2 separate regions of the Homo sapiens genome follow, and region 2 is linked to region 1. The links are chromatin loops, found by intact Hi-C in ENCODE. Cell type or tissue: heart right ventricle. All regions are shown on one strand. Each heading gives the region's core, and the rest is flanking DNA. Links, peaks and the distances in the headings are about the cores only. Region 1 overlaps SNTB2 (syntrophin beta 2). Region 2 overlaps UTP4 (UTP4 small subunit processome component).

Region 1 (2,910 bases), core at 230-2,729:
CTATTTAAAAATACAAGGAACCAGCTGGCTCTCACTCTTCCTTTCCTCTAGCCATCATATTTAAACAACTATGAGCCTGGGAAGCTTTAACCTGAAAAATGAAATTTAGCTGCTAGACACCAAAGAAACAACATGAACTAAAAAATGCTGAAAATCCAAGTTGCACTCTTGATTTTGGGAAGCATATCCCCTTGAATTCTTGAGGACAATACAGTGACCCCAGATGGTAGCAACGGCATGAATGTGTTGGCCTGACCCCTCGACTGCCCACAGGAACACAGAGCATCCCAGTGTGATTCTGGTGTAAGCCACCGTGCCTCACCTCCAATACTGTATTTTTTTTTAAACCTCATTTACTCTTTTTTTTTTCAATAGAGATGAGGTTTCACCATGTTGCCCAGGCTGGTCTTGAACTTCTGGGCTCAAGTGATCCGCCCACCTCAGCCTCCCAAAGTACTGGAATTACAAGCGTGAACTACCGTGCTTGGCCCAATGCATATACATATATATATATATATATTTTTTGAGACAGAGTTTCCCACTGTTGCCCAGGTTGGAGTGCAGTGGTGTGATCATAGCTCACTGCAGACTCCGCCTCCCAGGTTCAAGCAATTCTTGTGCCTCACCATCCCGAGTAGCTGGGACTTAAGGCATGTGCCACTATGCTCAGCTAATTTTTGTATTTTTAGTAAAGACGGGGTTTCACTATGATGGCCAGGCTGGTCTCGATCTGGCCTCAAGTGATCTGCCTGCCTCAGTCTCCCAAAGTGCTGGGACTACAGGCATAAGCAACCGCTTCCAGCATTTCTATTTTTGGAAACAGTCTCACTCTATCTCCCAGCTTGGAGTGCAGTGGCGCAATCCTGGCTTGTTGCAATCTCCACCTCCCGGGTTCAAGCAATTCTCATGCCTCGGCCTCCTGAGTAGCTGGGATTATAGGCGCCTGCCACCACTCCTGGCTAACTTTTGTATTTTTAGTAGATATGGGGTTTCACGATGTTGGCCAGGCTAGTTTGGAACTCCTGACCTCAAGTGATCTGCCCTCCTTGGCCTCTCAAAGTGCTGGGATTACAGGCATGAGCCACCGCGTCCGGCCCCAGCCTGTATTTTTAAATAAAGGTTTTCATTTTGTCCAAAGCCAAAAACAATTTAAAAAAAAAGAAAAAAATTTGCAAATATCTACATGTATACATATATGTAAATATATATAAAAAACAATACTCCAAATTCATGACAACTAACCACAAGAGGGCGCTTCCACAATGGAAAGAAACCAACCTTATTTCCTTTAGATACTTATTTGAGTAAGTGTTGGGCACACATTTTCAAACTTTTGTAGAGTAACTCCTATTTCAAATCCTTTATTTTTCCATAGCCATAAACTTGCTAGATACTCATCTTTTAAGGGCGCCTATCCACAACTTAGATTTCAATCTTCTTAACTGGAGAGTCCATGTATCTAGTACTTGGTAAATGAGTCCTTACATTATTTTTTCTTTTAAGAGACAAGGTCTCACTATGTTGTCCAGGCTGGAGTACAGTGGCTATTCACAGGCTTGATCATTGTGCACTACAGCCCTGAAATGGGCTCAAGCAATCTTCCTACCTTAGCCACCTGAGCAGCTGAGACTACAGTGTGTGCCACTATGTCTGGCTTTTTTTTTTTTTTTCATTTAATTAAATTTATTTATTTATTTTGAGACAGGTTCTGGCTCCCATCACCCAGGCTGGAGTGCCATGGCACTACCATAGCTCACTGCAGCCTTGAGTTCCTGGGCTCAGGTGATCCTCCTACCTCAGCCTCCTGAGTAGCTGGGGCTACAGATGTGTGTCACCACTCCCAGCTAAATTTTTGTATTTTTAGTAGAGATGAGGTTTCACCACTTTACCCAGGCTGGTCTCAAACTCCTGGGCTCAAACAATGCGCCAGCCTTAGCCTTCCAAAGTGCAGGGATTACAGGCATGAGCCAGTGTACCCAGCTTCATTTTTCATTGTAGAGATGGGGTCCTCAATATATTGCTCAGGCTGGTCTTAAAACTCCTGGCCTCAAGCAATCCTCCTGCCTCAGCCTCCTAAGTAGCTGGAATTACTGGCTAGTTCTTACACTACTAAATGCAGATTAAATGACAACTGGCCTGGCACAGTGGCTTGTGCCTATAATCCCAGTTACTCAGGAAGCTAAGACCAGAGAATAGCTTGAAGCCAGGAGTTGAGACCAGCCTGGGCAACACAGTAAGACCTCATCTCTAAAAAAATAAATAAATAAACCGAAGACCAGGCGTGGTGGCTCACACCTGTAATCCCAGCACTTTGGGAGGCCAAGGTAGGCGGATCACCTGAGGTCGGTGGATCACCTGAGGTCAGAAGTTCAAGACCAGCCTGGCCAATATGGTGAAACCCTGTCTCTACTAAAAATACAAAACTTAGCTGGGTATGATGGCAGGTGCCTGTAATCCCAGCTATTCAGAAGGCTGAGGTGGGAGAATAGCTTGTACCTGGGAGGCGGAGGTTGCAGTGAGCTGAGATCATGCCACTGCACTCCAGCCTGGGCGACAGAGTGAGACTCCATGTCAAAAAAATAAATAAGTAAACTGAAAAGGCCAGGTGCCACTGCCTGGAATCCCAGCACTTTGGGAAACTGAGGCAGGAGGATCTCTTGAGGCCAAGAGTTTGAGACCAGCCTGGGCAACAAAGCGAGGCCCATCTCTACTTAAAAAAAAAAAATTTTTTTTTTAATTAGCTGGGTGCTGTGGTGGGCACCTGTAGTCCCAGCTACTCGGGAGGCTTGAGGGAGGATCACTTAAACACAGGAGAGTTCAAGGCTGCAGTGAGCTCGGATCATGTCACTGCACTCCAGCCTGGGTGACAGAGCTAGACCCTGTCTCTTTAAATAAATAAATAAATAAATA
Region 2 (2,910 bases), core at 134-2,633, 140 kb after region 1:
AATGGCATGAACCTGGGAGGCGGAGCTTGCAGTGAGTGGAGTCGCACCACTGCACTCCAGCCTGGGCGACAGAGAGAGACTCAGTCTCAAAAAAAAAAAAAAAGAAAAAAAAAGGACCACAAAGCTGAGCGTGGTGGCTCACACTTGTAATACCAGCACTTTGGGAGGCTGAGGCGGGCAGATCACCTGAGGTTGGGAGTTCCGAGATCAGCCTGACCAACATGGAAAAACCCAGTCTCTACTAAAGATATAAAATTAGCTGAGCGCGGTGGCGCATGCCTGTAATCCCAGCTACTCGGGAGGCTGAGGCAGGAGAATCGCTTGAACCCGGGAGGTGGAGGTTGTGGTGAGCCGAGATCGCGCCATTGCACTCCAGCCTGGGCAACAAGAGCAAACTCTGTCTCAAAAAAAAAAAAAAAGTCCTACAAATTTGCCGAGCGTGAGCTGTGTTCAGAGCTTGTGGGACAGGGGGACACAGGGATGGGGAGATGAGGGGTTAGCAGGGGCTTGGAATGGACACTTACGTGGGGAAAGGTGATTTTTCGGAGAGCGGCATCGTAATTCTTTACTTCCACCTTCTCCATGAGAGGACGAAAGACTAAGTGGGTGTCAGTGCCTGGGAAAGCAGGGGAGAAGGTGTACAGAATTAGAAGTCATCCTCACGAGAACAGCCAGAACTGGGCAGGGTAAAGCAGCAGCCTCACCAGAGGGGGAACCCACCTCCAGATATCAGCGCTGTTGGGCTGTGGGCCACAGTGCGCACGTCATGAGTGTGATGCTGGAACGGTTTTGTCCGCACCCACTGCTTCTCACTGCTGTTAGATGTCACAGGGACCAGCTGAAAATGGAAGACTGTTCCCTCGGCTGTGCCCACCACGAAACTGTCTTCTTGCTGAGGAATTAAATCATGAGGGAGGTACACGTAAGCAAAACAAGGTCTGGTTGGAAAAATATTCCGAGGCTTTCTGTCTCAGCAGCTTAGGGGTAAACCTATGCCCAGAATCAGTAGGAAAGTTACAAGGGTCTTTTCCTTCCAGAAGCTAAGGATTCCATCAAAGGAGCAAGCTCAGACACTGGTAACAATGCGCCCCCTACTGACAAAATTAACGTCTACAGTACAGCAACGCTTCATATACCCAACATAGATCTCCTTAGAATAGCATTGAGAGAGAGAAAATACCTAGGACCTACTTGAGAAATTTAAATCCTTCGAAAGAACATAAGAGAAAACCTAACAAAGAAATTCATATCATGTTATTTAATACGAATATTTAACATGATCAAGTTATTATCACTAAAGAAATGTATTAAACCAATAAAAATACTGAAAATCCTTTATTTGGAACTAGAACAGGTGTTTCTTAATAACGTTTATTTCATTAAAAATATCCAAGAAACATCAGCCAGGCATGGTGGCTCACTCCTATAATCCCAGCACTTTGAGAAGCTGAGCTGGGTGGATCACTTGAGGCCAGGAGTTTGAGACCAGCCTGGCCAACATGGTGAACCCCGTCGCTACTAAAAATACAAAAATTAGCTGGGCGTGGTGGCGCATGCCTGTAATCCCAACTATTTGGACGGCTGAGGCACGAGAATCACTTGAACCTGGGAGGCAGAGGTTGCAGTACGCCAAGATCGCACCACTGCACTCCAGCCTGGGCAACAGGGCGAGACTCTGGCTTAAAAAAAGAAAAAAAAATGCAAGAAACACCAATAAAAAAGTTTCTTAAATAAACAAGGTGGGCAGAGCAGCACAAACCTGTAGTCCCAGCTACTCAGGAGACTGGGTAGGAGGATCACTTGAGCCCAGAAGTTGGAGACCAGTCTGCACAACATAGTGAGACCTCATCTTTTTTTGTTTGTTTGTTTGTATTTTTTGAGACGGAGTTTCGCTCTGTCACCCAGGCTGGAGGGCAGTGGCATGATCTCGGCTCACTGCAACCTCTGCCGTCCCGGGTTCAAGAGATTCTCCCACCTCAGGCTCCCAAGTAGCTGGGATTACAGGCACACACCACCACACCCGGCTAATTTTTGTTTTTGTTTTTTTTGAGACAGAGTTTCACTCTTGTCGCCCAGGCTGGAGTGCAATGGCGCGATCTCAGCTCACCACAACCCCTGCCTCCTTGGTTCAAGCCATTCTTCTGCCTCAGCCTCCTGAGTAGCTGGGATTACAGGCGTGCGCCACCATGCCTGGTTAATTTTTGTATTATTAGTAGAGATGGGGTTTCACCATGTTGTCCAGGCTGGTCTCAAACTCCTGACCTAGGGGATATACCCTCCTCGGCCTCCCAAAGTGCTGGGATTACAGGTGTGAGTCACCGTGCCCAGGCTTGTATTTATTTTTCAGTATAGACAGGGTTTTACCACGTTTGCCAGGCTGGTCTCAAACTCCTGACCTCAGGTGATCCGCCCGCCTCAGCCTCCCAAAGTCTCATCTTTAAAAAGAATGAAAGAAATAAACAAGAAAAAACAAAACAAAACAAAAAAACACAACTCACAACACAAAAAACCCAAACAAGAGTAGTAATGTGGCTAGATGTGATGGCTCACATCTGTAATCCCGCACTTTGGAAGGCAGGAGAATCACTTCAACCCAGGAATTTGAGACCAACCTGGGCAACATAGTGAGACTGCATCTCTACAAAAAATGTTAAAAACTTAGCCTGGTGGTGCATGCCTGTAGTCCCAGCCACTTGGGAGGCTGAGGTAGGATTGCTCGAGCCTGGGAGGCAGAGGCTGCAGTGAGCCAGGATTACACCACTGCACTCCACCTGGGTGACAGAGCAAGACCGTGTCTCAAAAAAAAAAAAAAAAAGTAATGAAGATATACATCCAAAAGAATTGAAGGCAGGAACTCAAACAGCTATACTAATACAGATTGAAGATTCCTAATCCAGGGCCAGGCGTGGT

Evidence for each region. Peaks named below come from ENCODE experiments on the same cell type or tissue, not always from the same donor. Only the 100,000 strongest peaks of a DNase experiment are listed, where the experiment ranks them.
Region 2: it touches region 1 in a loop (14-fold over the local background); 101 of 110 quality-filtered maps call a loop at or near these places.

Annotation. Positions count from the first base shown.
Region 1 is chr16:69,285,474-69,288,383 of GRCh38, reverse strand. All of the region lies in intron 5 of SNTB2 (syntrophin beta 2), which reads right to left. Among named protein-coding and RNA genes, the nearest start is that of VPS4A, 24 kb to the left of the region's middle. In heart right ventricle, for the core only: CTCF peaks have their summits at 1,037 and 1,241 (motif pointing right); a DNase peak (open chromatin) is centred at 863; H3K27ac peaks cover 678 bases.
Region 2 is chr16:69,148,519-69,151,428 of GRCh38, reverse strand. UTP4 (UTP4 small subunit processome component) reads right to left here. Exons shown (of 17, transcript NM_032830.3): 7 at 721-892; 8 at 525-616. Among named protein-coding and RNA genes, the nearest start is that of UTP4, 17 kb to the right of the region's middle. In heart right ventricle, for the core only: CTCF peaks have their summits at 894 and 1,093 (motif pointing left); a DNase peak (open chromatin) is centred at 1,070.